Linked DNA regions of Homo sapiens: regions 1 and 3 are each linked to region 2. The links are chromatin contacts, found by Hi-C or POLR2A ChIA-PET in ENCODE. All regions are on one chromosome and are shown on one strand. The core of a region is the stretch at or near the end of the contact, and the rest is flanking DNA. Distances in the headings are between cores, read along the strand shown. Region 1 overlaps DENND4A (DENN domain containing 4A). Region 2 holds the start of INTS14 (integrator complex subunit 14). Region 3 overlaps IGDCC4 (immunoglobulin superfamily DCC subclass member 4).

Region 1 (4,425 bases), core at 1,617-4,116, 150 kb before region 2:
ATAGATATGACCCATCACACCTGGCCTGTTTTTAGAATAATGATACAAATATTAAGTTTAATGGGGCAGAGTTATGGTCAAAACAGTGTTCTTACTATATTAAGAAACAATGTAGCAGAAAATGTATTTGAAATTGGTTGTAGCACATCCATAATTCATAATTACATCTAAATAAGTCTGATATTCTACCAATAAAATAAATAATTTTCAAAATTTACAAGTATTTCTATATACATACAGTATTTTTACTAGAAATTTTTGTGACAACTGATGTTGAATTTTAAAAAATGTTTCAGCAAGTCAGTATTTACATTGTTTCATTGCCAATTGTCAGCAATAACATTTTAGAGATATTTGAAAAGTACATTTACCACTGCATATTTACTCCCTGAAATTTTTTCAGGGAACTTTTGGCATCCTCATTTTAAAAATACATATATCTATCCTGACAATATTTAGCAGTTCAAAAGGTAATAAGATTATGAATATATTATTTTGCTTTCATTCTTTTCACCCTCTATTTCAAGACACTATCGAATTTTTTTTTTTTTTTTTTTTTTTTGAGACAAGGTCTTGCTTGGTCACTCAGGCTGGCTGGAGTGCAGTGGTGTGAACAAGGCTCACTGCAGCCTCGACCTCCTGGGCTCAAGCAATCCTCCCATCTCAGCCCCACCAAGGAGCTAGGACTACAGGACTGCACCACCAACACCTGGCTACTTTGGTATTTTTTGTAGAGACAGGATTTTGCCATGTCTCAAACTCCTGAGCTCAAGTGATCCACACGCCTCAACCTCCCAAAGTGCTGGGATTATAGACATGAGCCACTGTACCTGGTGTTTATTAAATTCTTGACTCAGTTTATGCCCTTACCCCCTTCTCTTCCACTTCTCACAGACACACACATGTCAAGGACCTAACCAAGTTAGATGAATCTTGTGTCTGGGTGTAGCTGCTCCTGTTTCCTGGTTGTTAGTAGATATTCCATGTTGGTTAAAGCTGTGGTTTCTTCCTCTTGAGGTGCTTATGATTTCTGTGCTTGTTTCCCCGCAGAAGCTATTGACTCTTACTGAACTTCATTTTGTGTGTGCATGTGTCCAGTGTTAAAGCTAACCTATAGTGCTTGGTACAATACAGTTGGTCTGGCTCTACTCTTAAGACTTTGTCGGTGGCATCATCTTTCCATCTAGTGTTTAAAATGACTCATAATTACAAGTTACTAAATTACTTAATTTAAAAAAATAAGATACTGGCATATTGAATTCTGTAATATGACATTGCTTATTCTCTTGTTCAGAAGAATTTGGTTCCTTGGTGAGATTTGATATAAATGATTCTATGTAAGTACATTTGCCCCTTGGTATCCTCCATGGATTAGTTCCAGGATACCCCCAACCTCCACCCGATGGATACCAAAATCCACATATACTTAAGCCCCTTACGTAAAATGGTGTGGTATTTGCACATAATCTACACACATCCTCCTGTATACTTTAAATCACCTCTAGATTATCTATAATACCTAATTCAATTAAATGCTATATAAAGTTATACCGAATTATTTTGTTAAATTTGTATTACATTTTTTGTTGTATCATTCATTCATTCATTCATTGGAGATAGAGCTTTACTCTGTTACCCAGGCTGGAGCACAGTGGTGTGATCAGGGCTCACTGCAGCCTCAGCTTCCTGGGCTCAAGTGATTCTCGTGCCTCAGTCTCCTGAGTAGCTGAGACTACAGGCACGTGCCACCCTGCCTGGCACTAACTTTCTTCTTTTTTTTTTAGAGATGGGGGCCTCACTATATTGCCCAGGCTGGCTTTGAACTCTTGGGCTTAAGCAATCCTCCTGCCTTGGCCTCTCAAAGTGCTGGGATTACAGACGTGAGCCACTGAGCCCAGTCTGTTATTTTTATTGTTTTTGAAAAACATCTTTTCAGGCCATGTGCGGTGGCTCACGCCTGTAATCCCAGCACTTTGGGAGGCCGAGGCAGGCAGCTCACCTGAGGTTGGGAGTTCGAGACCAGGCTGACCAATATGGAGAAACCTGGTCTCTACTGAAAATACAAAATTAGCTGGGCATGGTGGCACATGCCTGTAATCCCGGCTACTCGGGAGGCTGAGGCAGGAGAATCTCTTGAACCCAGGAGGTGGAGGTTGCGGTGAGCCGAGATCGAGCCACTGCACTCCAGCCTGGGCAACAAGAGCGAAACTCTTGTCTCAAAAACAACAACAATAACAACAACAAAAAACATCTTTTCAATCCATGGTATGGATGTGGAACTCATGGATACAGAAGGCTGACTGTAGTATCTTTGAAATTTGTAATAAAGGGAAAGTACTTTTGGGTATTGACTTCTTTGAAACTTTTTTTTATATGGAAGTTACTTGAGTCTATATTTGAATTATGTTAAATGTATACATTTTTCCCCTGTGAATGAGGCTCTGTACAGTGCCCCAGAAATAGTCATGTTGTTCTTTCTCACACTCTTTGCCCTGTACACATTTCCTCTTTTGTACCCTTATTTATTCTTCTTGCTTTCTTTTTTTCCCCCTTATCTGCTAGTTTTTTCTTTTTTTTTCTCATTGCCTCTCTTCAGCATGTTTTGTTTTTAAAGTATGTATTTATTCTTTACTGAAATCTTGTTTTTAAAAATTGCTTATTGGCTCTTAACCACAAGAAAACAATAAATGCAATCAGTTTAGTAATTATCACTGTTAACAGAACTTTAAGTATCCACAGGCATATTGGGGGAAATATTTGATTGGAATGAATTTAAGTCCAATTCTTACTGTTTTCAATACAGTTATTTCTCAAACTCTGAGGCTGCGGAGTTCACACATTGAAATCTGTCATCTTTTTCAGAGAGAAACTTTCGGTAATGTGTAAGTAGTTTTTGGCTTTCATTTTGATTTGTTTCAGTTAGCTATTTCCTGTGTTAAACACAGTGAAACCTTAGTTTTCCAGAAGTCTTAATAATTTGGAATATATTCTCCATGTAATAATTATGGGTAACAAATGATACAAAATAATTCATTGAAAGATGTCTCAGGATGTGCCTTGGATCACAATTAATTCAACACCATTTATTAGAGACAAAATCTTCAATGTGAAGTATACGGTTCCCTTTTAGTAGTTATTTCCTGCGTTCTATTGTGAATGAGTTCAAATTATTAAATTTTGTGAAAAATACCCAAAAGAACTAATGAAAAGGAATTTTATGAATAAATTTATCTCAAATATTTACTTATAATAGCTAGTTATTTCCAAGGATAAGGTGGTAGTTCTCAAAAAAACTTATTAAATATATGTTTTCATGATAGTACTATATCTCTTCTGTTTCCGCTTTTTTTTTGAGACAGAGCCTCCCTCTGTTGCCCAGGCTGGAGTGCAGTGGCGTTGATCTTGGCCCATTGCAACCTCTGCCTACAGCGTTCAGGTGATTCTTGTTCCTCAGCCTCTCAAGTAGCTGGGATCATAGGCATGCACCATCATGCCTGGCTAATTTTTGTATTTTTGGTAGAAACGAGGTTTCACCATGTTGGCCAGGCTGGTCTTGAACTCCTGACCTCAAGTGATCTGCCCATCTCGGCCTCCAAAAGTGCTGGGATTATAGGCATGAGCCACTCTGCCCGGCCTCTTACCCTTCTTTCTACGTAGCAAGACATAAAACTATTTTATGCAATAGTGACTATCTGCTTTAGTTTGCCTGCTTTAGTTTGTTTATTTATTTATTTATTTATTATTTTGTGACAGAGTCTCACTCTTGCCCAGGCTGGAGTGCAGTGGCATGATCTCAGCTCACTGCAACCTCCGCCTCCCAGGTTCAAGCAATTCCCCTGCCTCAGCCTCCTGAGTAGCTGGGATTACAGGCGTGCGCCACCATGCCCCGCTAATTTTTTGTATTTTAAGTAGAGACGGGGTTTCACCGTGTTAGCCAGCCTGGTCTCGAACTCCTAACCTCAAGTGATCTGCCCGCCTTGGCCTTCCAAAGTGCTGGGATTACAGGCATGAGCCACCACGCCTGGCCATGCTTTAGTTTAAATAACATAAAGTTAGCATCTAGGAAAAAGGAGGATGTTTTAGTTTCTTCATTATGATGGAATGAAAATACTTTACCAGAGTAATTTTTAAGGTTATGTGTATTTAGAGCTTATAATATAAAATTCATGTACACACGAAAGCACATAAATAAAGGCTGATATAACCTTTGACCTAATAATTCTATTTCAACAAATGTATCCTGAAGAAATACTAGAGTTGTGTCCAGAGGTTTATCAAGATTATTCATTGTACCCTTTAAAAAAAATTAGCAAAATAAGTAGAAGTAATAAATGATCTACAGTAAGCACATAGGTCAAAAATGGTATATCCATAAAATAAAATACTATGCAGCCCTTTAAAAATTGTTTTCAAAGACTAATGAAC
Region 2 (4,114 bases), core at 1,395-3,894:
GTGGCTCATGCCTGTAATCCTGGCACTTTGGGAGGCCAAGGAGGGAGGATCGCTTGAAATCAGGAGTTCAAGACCACTCTGGGCAACATAGTGAGACCCCCATCTCTACAAAAAATTTAAAAATTAGCCAGGCATGGTGGCACATGCCTGTAGTCCCAGCTACGTGGGAGGTTGAGGTTGGGGGGGATTGCTTAAATTCAGGAAGTCAAGGCTGCAAGAAGCCATGACCATGCCACTGCACTCCAGCCTGGGTGACAAAGACCCTGTCACCACACACACACACACACACACACAAAATCACCCTGGGAACTTAACAGCAAAGATTCTCAAGCACGAAGTCATGAAATTTCATTTCCATTTCACTTGGCAAGGTCTGGGAATCTGCATTTTCAACACGTGCTCTGGGAGATTGAGATATCTAGACTTCCCTTTGAGCTCCCCAGTACCTAGCCCCTGTGAGAGCCATGGTTTTTCTGTCATAAACCTTTCCTCTGTCAGACTGGGGATCAAACACTGCCTTTCAAAGCCTTTGGGACAGCAGTCCACTGTTTCAAGGCAGGAAAAAATAAAGGGAATGAGAGATTATGCAAAGGAAACTATTTATTGATTTCCTTTAATGTGTGTGTGGAAACACGCAAATGCTGAGGGTCGTTTGAGTGGGGAAAAGAAATTCATCAGCCAGTGATGGCTTGAAAGACACCCCCTTTAAAACCTTCTAACCTTTGTGCTGATGTTCTCTGATGTTATAGTCACTGAACAACCTTCTGATTTGTAATGGGATTCCACTAAGGAGGAAAAACAAACAAACAAACTAGTTGCCCTAAGTAACACAGTCCTCCTGGTAGCTGTGCCTTTTATCATCAATTTAATATATTGATTTTTTGCTTTCCAAGTCTCCCAAAGCCTGTTATTCAGAAGAACTAGGTCACAAGATTTGATCATCCATCAGTGAACTAACTTAAGCTTTAGGGTTGGGTAAGGTAATGAATCAGACCCTGCAACTGAGCCAGAATTACCACGAGGACAGTAACCCTATGGCTAAGTCGTTGTCACATTAGGGGTAACTAGACACTTGCTTACCCACACATTCTTGGCCACATCCCTCCCAATAGGGCAAGATTAGAAATCATGACTAAGTTATCAGGCTGCAGCCTTACTTACCTGGAGCCCAATGCCTGCTCAAGCATAACTAGGTCTTGACATGGTGAGATCAGCCAGGTTGGGGAAAGAAGTTTTGAAGCAAATAGGGCAGTCTGCAGGGCCCTGGCCCCAGTGCTGGCAGGGATATTCCCAGGGACAGGAAAAAACTACAAGCAACTGGCCCCACAATCTCCCACATAACAAGCTGTGAGAAGTCAGACAGATTTGTCTGTTCAGTTCAAAGCATCCTCCTTCCTCGTCCCATCTCCTAATCTCGCCCCATCCTATCAGCTAAAAGAAAAAGGCAAATGCCTGAGGCCTTCTAGAGGCCTTTCTGTACTCACTTTGTAACCTATGTGGTTCCACATTGTTCTTTGAACCGTAACTACCCAGGGGCCTGCTGGCATCCATCTAAGCCTATCTCTAGCTGGGATTCCCTGGCTCCCTACATGGTTAGAAAGAAAGTCACCTCTTGCCCTCTTAAGGACCTCACTGAGGCACAGACTACAATGGAGACACCAGGTGGCCAGAGTGGCAGGCAAGAGCCCATGTTGCCTTACAGGGAAATCTGAGCACGCATGCCTTGTCCAGGGTGAGAGGAACGAGGGCCCTCTGCTTCCCTCAAAGAGGGGATAGGGGAAATAAAGTGAGCATTTGGGCTGAGGAGACCAAGAGGCCAAGTCTTGAGGTAAATTGGGCTCAGGTCAGCTAAGAAGGATATACAAAGCATACCTCAGCCAGGAATTACAGTTTTGGGGTTTTTCCCCCCAAGATTCTCGTGCGTTAGCCTCCCAAGTAGCTGGGATTACAGGCACTCGTTACCATGCCCGGCTAATTTTTGTATTTTAGTAGAGAGCGGGGTTTCACCATGTTTCCCAGGCTGGTCTCAAACTCCTGACCTGAAGCGATCCGCCCACCTTGGCCTCCCAAAGTGCTGGGATTACAGGCCTGAACCACCACGCCCGGCCAGGATTTGTAGTTCAGGAATTGCAGTTTAAAAAGAACAGGAAGAGGATTCTGTCAACCGGTTCAGAGGATACGAGAGAGGGGGCTAAAGAGTGACGAGGAAAATAGCAGGAAGGGTTGGGCTCGTGCACCGACGGGGCCCAGGGGAGTGAGGGGACAAAAGTGTGAAGCGGACACAGAGTCACCGGGCCAGGTGAGGCCCATGGGTCAGTGGGGCAGAAGGGGAAGGAAAGAGCCCGAGAATGGGGAGAGATTCAGGGCAATGCAGAGAGACACGGCAGGAAACCCAGCCAAGGCTCGAGAGAAGTTGGGGATTTGTGGGAGGAGAGGGGTGGCCGCGGATTGGCCATCGCGAAGAGAGGCCGCGCCCCCTAGCGTCCCTCCGGGATGAGCCAGAACCCTGCCCGGGCGACCCTGAAGCTCTCCAAGGACCGCCCCGCCCAGCGCGGAGTGCAGGCGCCGGATTCCCTTCTGTCGCGCGGCCTTATAGTTCCGGCTGTGGCGCGCGGACGGAAAGTTTATGCCGACGGAAAGTTTATGCCGACGGACTGTGTCCGGCGATGGGCACGGGGTGAGTGGGGAGGCCGAGGGCCCGGGACTGCCTTTCGCTGCTTGTTGGGGTTACAGGTGAAGGGGTTATGGGTGAAGAACAACCCAGGGCCAGCGCTTGGCCTTCCCGCCACCGTGGCGGCCGCCCCGCGCTGTCTGTGAGGCGCCAGTTCCGGGGCGCTGCTCCCGGCCTCCCCTCGCTCTGAGGCTCGGGGTCCCCAGCTCCGCGTAAACTGCACGATTTCGCCCTCTGCTCAGCTCCCCTCTGCCCCCTCTTTCCAAGAGAGACTTCCAGATCCCACATTTTCTTGACTGATTTTTAAGGTAAAAATACATCTCCCAGATGTGATTTTCAGTCTGGACTTTTAGAGATGAAATTATATCTGAGAACTGGGGAGGGACTCCCGGAGGCTGACGGGAAAGCCAAAGAGCAGGTGAGGCACTAGAAATTCAGGTAGAATCCTGCTTTGAGAGCGAGACTGCTGAGAATCAGTTCTTTATGAATGAGCTAATTATCACCTTCAGGGAAGAATTACAAACGTCTAGCTGATGGACACTTGGTATTCAAGGCCAAATAGGTGGCTAGGGCCTATTTCTCAGACTGTTCCTGAGAAAGAAGAGCCCTAGTTGTTTGAACAGTACACGTGGGAAGGGGGTGGGGGTGGGAGACTTGGGGGCTCAGAATCCACCCAAGTGAGGAATACATAGTGTTGTGCTCACAAAATTGGTAGACTGTGGTGGGCAGGGATTCCCCCCCACCCAAGACGGAGTCTCGCTCTGTCGCCCAGGCTGAAGAGCAGTGGCGCGATCTCGGCTCACTGCAACCTCTGCCTCCTGGGTTCAAGCAATTCTCCTATTTCAGCCTCCCAAGTACTAGAACCACAGGCGCACGCCACCACATCTGGCTAATTTTTGTATTTTTAGTAGAGATGGGGTTTCACCATGTTGGTCAGACTGGTCTCGAACTCCTGACCTCGGGTGATCTGCCCGCCTCAGCCTCCCAAAGTGCTGGGATTAAAGGCGTGCCTGGCCTTTTTTTTTTTTAATCAGGCCTATACTGCTTGAGTGAACTATCCTTCAGGAACTTTCAGTTCCCTCCTTTACTCCAACCTGAGTACTAAATTGATCTCCCACGACTTTGTAACTGTTAATGAGGTGCATTTGGGAGTCGACACAAATGCATCACTTGGGAGAAAGAGCCAGCTCCAGAGGTGTCTTCAGAGAAGGCAAGACTGCCAGCTGTCATCACTGTCAACAGCAGATTTCACGGGCTGAAAGTGCTTTTTTGTATTTGATCTAAGTCTGTGTAAACTGTTTCCTCCCATTCTCCTAAGAGGTGAGGGCAGTACTCCTCATGATCCTCAACTTGTAAAAAGGCCTCCCTGCATGAATGGGACTACCACAGGAGCTGGGCAGACGTGAGGGAGTCCCCCATATGTCTGCTTGAATGAGGAGAAGA
Region 3 (4,722 bases), core at 1,384-3,883, 210 kb after region 2:
CCGAGGGACCCATTCACCCCCTCCTTAGGTCGGAGCCCACTCTGGTCTCCACCACCCCAACCCCCATGGAGACCTCCCTATCCCAGATTACATCGTTTCTCAAGTAAGGTCTCTGGACCTTTCTATTTCTTTAGCCCAGAGGGCAGGGAACACCCTCATCCATCATGCCCCTTCTAAGTAACATACGTGTTGGCTGGGTCTGCTTGGAGACCACGTCCTCTCCAAGGGCATTCTCAGCCATCCAATGGCTGCCGAGACAGGCAGGTAGGACAAATATGACATTTGGCACCAGAAGACTTGGGTTCGAGTTTTCACTCTGCTCCACCTGTGAGATCCTGGGAAAATACCCTCCTATTTTTCACCAGTAAAATGGAGGTTGTGACCTCCTCTATGTCTTGGGCTTGTTTTAAGGGTCACATGAGATAGTGTGAATAAAGAGTATTTTATTAAGGGAGGGAGAAGGTAGTATGGGCAAGGGGTAAATAAAATTCCAACTGTATACAAGGATATATAATAAAAAGTCAGTCCCTCCCACCCTCAGTCCCCTGGATCCCAGGTCCCCTCCCCAGAGACAACCACTGTTACCAGGAACATTGAATGTATACGCAAGCACAGAAGCCTACATGTCCCCAAACATATTGTTTTGTACCAGAACACATTTGGAGATGGCCCTCTATCAGCACACACAGAGCTGCCTCCTTTTTAGCAGCTGCCTAACATTCCATTGTGCGAATGTACCCAAACAAATTTAGCCAGTTCCCACCCTGCAGATGAACACTTGGGTTGTTTCCAGCCTTTTGCTATCACAGACAGTGCTGGAGTGAATATCGTTTAACACATGCTCTTGTGCACACATCTGAGAGTATCTGTGGGATAGAGCCCTAGAAGTTTTGATGTTGAGATATCACCAACTTGCCCTGGACAGATGGTGTATGGGCAGGGCCACCATCGAGGCAGGAGTGCCTTCCTCCATTCCCTCATCCACACGGAGTGTTATTAAGCCTTCTGATTTTCACCAATCTAATAGGTGAAAATGGTGTCTTAGAGTTTTTGTTTGTTTGTTTGAGATGGAGTTTTGCTGTTGTCGCCCAGGCTGGAGTGCAATGGTGCAATCTTGGCTCACCGCAACCTCCGCCTCCCGGGTTCAAGCGATTCTCCTGCCTCAGCCTCCGGAGTAGCTGGGATTACAGGCATGCACCACTACGCCCGGCTAATTTTGTATTTTTAGTAGAGACGGGGTTTCTCCATGTTGGTCAGGCTGGTCTCGAACTCCCGACCTCATGTGATTCGCCCGCCTCGCCTCCCAAAGTGCTGGGATTATAGGCGTGAGCCACTGCGCCCAGCCTGGTATCTTAGAGTTTTAATTTGCATTTATCTTACCATGAGCCACCCTCCCTGTGGCCCCCCTGCCCACCTCACAGTTGCCTGCTCCCCTCTTCCCAAGGCTCATCGTGCTTCCCAACGGCGTCCTTCAGATCCTGGATGTTCAGGAGAGTGATGCAGGCCCCTACCGCTGCGTGGCCACCAACTCAGCTCGCCAGCACTTCAGCCAGGAGGCCCTACTCAGTGTGGCCCACAGAGGTAAGGGGGCTGGCTGGGTGGGGAAACCTGGGGGTTTCTGGAACCAGCCACCTCAGAGCTGGGAGGGACCTCAAGGGGTCCAGGCCTTGCCTTCAAGTAGGTGATAAATGTTAGTCCCATTGACTGGTGAGGCGATGAAGCCCAGAGAGGGTACTGCCACCCAGCAAACCAGAGAAGAAAGAACTGGGCTGGAACACAAGACCCCAGACTCCAAGGGCAGGGCTCCTCTCTTCATGCAGAGCCTGTGTGCCCTCTGGTTGGATGCAGTGTCGAAGGCTGGGGACAGAGGTGGGGATGCGAGGCATCTGAGGCGGTGTCAGTGCCCGGAAGCCCTGCTCCCTGCCCCTTTCTCTCCTGCCCTTCTATAGTCACTGAGGGGTCCAGGCACTGGGGGTTCGTCCCTCTCTGCTTTCTGTGCCTTGCAAATCTGGCTACCTGTGGCCTAGTGCTCTTATCCTTTACTCGTTTCTTTGAAAAGCTCTTGCCCCAGTGTGATGGATTAGGAAGGGCACAGTCTTTGGGGTTGGAAAGACCTGGTTTGAATCCTGCCTTCTCTGCTCACCATCTGCATGACCCTGGGCTCCTTATCAAATGCCCAGCTCAGAGAGGCTCGAAGAGTCCTTGAGATAAGAATGGAAAGTGCCTGGCACCTGGCAGGTGCTCAACAGATCTCACTTCAAGCCTCCCCCAGGGGCACCTCCCTTGCTTCCCTTTGCCATGCATCCCTCCCACCTCCCACCCACTCTCTGCACTCCCACCCCGTCCCCATCCTGTTCCTTCTGGGCTTAGCTGGTAGGCTGCTCCCAGTCTGGTGTCGTCTTTCTTCTGTTCAAGGGGTATCTGCCTCCACCTGCTGGACAATCCAGATATTCACCACTCCACCCAGGGGGCCAGGGTCACACAAAGAACTTGGCAGGAAATCAGGGTTTAGGGAACTGCCGCACAGGCAGAAACTCAAGCCCACTGTCTGCCTTTTCCACTGGGAAATCCAAGGCCTTTTGGAGAAGGGATTTGCCAAAGGTCACCCAGTGCGTTAATGGCAGTGCTGGAACTAGAAACTATAACTGTTGACTCCAAGTCTGGTGCTTTGCCCATGACCCTGACAGTCCTCTGCCTAGATGGTGGGTTGCATTTGGGAGGGAAGAATGGAGGTAGGTGTGGGTCTGTCTAATCATTTCTCTGGTGCTGAGTTGAAGCCTAGGCAATTCTTCTGGCTCTAAAAGAAACAGCTCAGAGGTCCAGTCCCAGCCCTGCTGAATTTTATGGCTACGTCCCCCATCTGACAGATGGAATCATTGCTGCTGTCCCCGGTACCACCTCACCAGGTTACTGTGAGACTCAGGTGAGGTATCGCATGGCAAATGCCTAATGGTAAGGCTGCCTGCTGGTCTGTCTTCTCGCCAGGGTCCCTGGCGTCCACCAGGGGGCAGGACGTGGTCATTGTGGCAGCCCCAGAGAACACCACAGTGGTGTCTGGCCAGAGTGTGGTGATGGAATGTGTGGCCTCAGCTGACCCCACCCCTTTTGTGTCCTGGGTCCGACAAGGTGAGTGGAGGGGGTGGGAGAAGGAGGGCATGGGAAGGGAGGGATGTGGCATCTCACATGCCCCTAAGTCAGGGGGATGTATGGGTGACGACCCAGTGGTCACGAACCTTCTGGTGTGGCACGAACTCCTTTCCCAGGGCTGGGTGTGGTGGTCAAGGTCGGAGCTGCGTGGGGAACTGGACAGACTTCCTTGTCACTCTGTGTAGCATGTGCTTTACAAAAGCACTTCCAAGCTGCCACTTACAGAACGGTTATTGCAGCCCTCCTGAGGCCAGGTGCTGAGCTAGGTTCTCCACCATAATTACATATTTCTGTTCCTCACAACGGTGTTACAAGTGAGTACTTGAGAGCTGGGAAGGTGCCACACAGCCAGTGAGTTAGGTGGAACCAGACCCCTCTGTTGGTCCGTGCAACTATAAGGCAAGCTCTGGGTCCACCCCAGCATACTGCTGTCTTTGTGTGACTGGTATCATACTGGGCACAGTGAACAAAACACAGAGAGGCAGGGACCCTGCCCTCTGAACTCATCGTCTAGTGAGGGAGAGAAAACACACATCTATGAAGAGAGGTCTGACAGTATCAGGCTACAAGTGAGAAGTGCCACTGAGTGACTGGAGATGCCATCAGGGTAACGCCAGTGCTGGGCCAAATTTCACTGTGCAGTCTCCTAAGCACTTTCACACCTGTTCTCCTGTCAGCCTCCAAGAGCCCTCTGGGGAGAGGAGGGGCCAGAACTATTATTCCCAGTGGGCAGATGAAGAAACTGAGGCTCAGAGAGGCAGTGGAAGAGCTGGGACCCAAGCTTTCAAGTCTGTTCTCTTTTTGGTATGCCAGTTCCTACAGTCCTGTAAAAAGAAAGCAAGGGTTATTTTTATTTCCATTTGTTGTTAAAAAGTGACTTGTCCCAAGTTGATGGCAGAAGTAAGTTTTAAATCCAGTTCTTTTTACCCCTTTCCCCAACTCATTCTATTACTCTATACATCTTTAAAAATATAAGTTTATATCTCATACTCAAAAGTGTATATCACGAATATATATAGTTTAAAGAAAATAAATTGAACAACTATTAATATGTACCCACCAATGAGCTGATAAAATAGAACAGTGCTGGCATTTTCGCACCTATCTGACCTGCACTGCCTCATTGGACCTGTGACACTTGCCTACTTAGGGGGCCAGCAGGACCCTTGTACTACTGGGATAAACTTGTGGTATCACCTAGAAGTTCTAATGTCAATATTTCTTAATTCCTGATTATGCATCAGGGTTACCCAGGGGACTTATTAAAACTGCAGACTCCTTTCTTCACCCCGGAGAGTCGTGTTCCAGGAATCTTTTTTTTTTTTTTTTTTTTTTTTGCCTGTCACCCAGGCTGGAGTGCAATGGTGTAATCACAGCTTACTGCAGCCTCCAACTTTTGCCGGCTCAGGTGATCTCCTACCTCAGCCTTCTGAGTAGCTGGGACTACAGGCATGTGCCGCTATGCCTGTATTTTTTTGTAGAGACAGGGTTTCTAGATGTTGCGCAGGCAGGTCTCAAACTCCTGGGCTTAAACAACCCACCCATTTTGGCCTCCCAAGGTGCTGGGATTACAGC

The links. Hi-C counts contacts between places; a loop is a spot of excess contacts on that map. ChIA-PET counts read pairs that join two places held with the same protein, here RNA polymerase II (POLR2A). Pooled maps may share reads with other maps.
Region 1: a loop to region 2 is called in a map with no recorded cell type, with 3 times the contacts of the local background. The contact joins the enhancer-like site here to the promoter of INTS14 in region 2. A Hi-C loop is called at or near these places in 2 of 37 single-sample maps with no recorded cell type and 2 of 50 pooled maps. POLR2A ChIA-PET finds 5 or more read pairs at or near these places in 3 of 52 experiments (GM12878, OCI-LY7 and activated T-cell).
Region 3: a loop to region 2 is called in a map of chondrocyte, with 4 times the contacts of the local background. The contact joins the enhancer-like site here to the promoter of INTS14 in region 2. A Hi-C loop is called at or near these places in 1 of 168 maps with a recorded cell type or tissue (chondrocyte) and 10 of 50 pooled maps. POLR2A ChIA-PET finds 5 or more read pairs at or near these places in 3 of 52 experiments (A673, WTC11 and activated T-cell).

The regions. Positions count from the first base shown.
Region 1 is chr15:65,759,817-65,764,241 of GRCh38, reverse strand. DENND4A (DENN domain containing 4A) reads left to right here. Exons shown (of 33, transcript NM_001320835.1): 2 at 2,804-2,882. Among named protein-coding and RNA genes, the nearest start is that of DENND4A, 30 kb to the left of the region's middle. Within about 2 kb of position 2,866, at least 3 of the 41 ENCODE cell types and tissues checked have a DNase peak (open chromatin) inside an H3K27ac peak, as active enhancers do; they include GM12878, where a contact is called at or near this core.
Region 2 is chr15:65,609,661-65,613,774 of GRCh38, reverse strand. It overlaps INTS14 (integrator complex subunit 14), which reads left to right and starts at 2,644. Exons shown (of 12, transcript NM_001394796.1): 1 at 2,644-2,677. It also overlaps a transcript of SLC24A1 not described here. RefSeq lists an enhancer at 2,567-2,726.
Region 3 is chr15:65,399,210-65,403,931 of GRCh38, reverse strand. IGDCC4 (immunoglobulin superfamily DCC subclass member 4) reads left to right here. Exons shown (of 20, transcript NM_020962.3): 4 at 1,445-1,581; 5 at 2,986-3,126. Among named protein-coding and RNA genes, the nearest start is that of IGDCC4, 21 kb to the left of the region's middle. Within about 2 kb of position 2,633, at least 6 of the 41 ENCODE cell types and tissues checked have a DNase peak (open chromatin) inside an H3K27ac peak, as active enhancers do.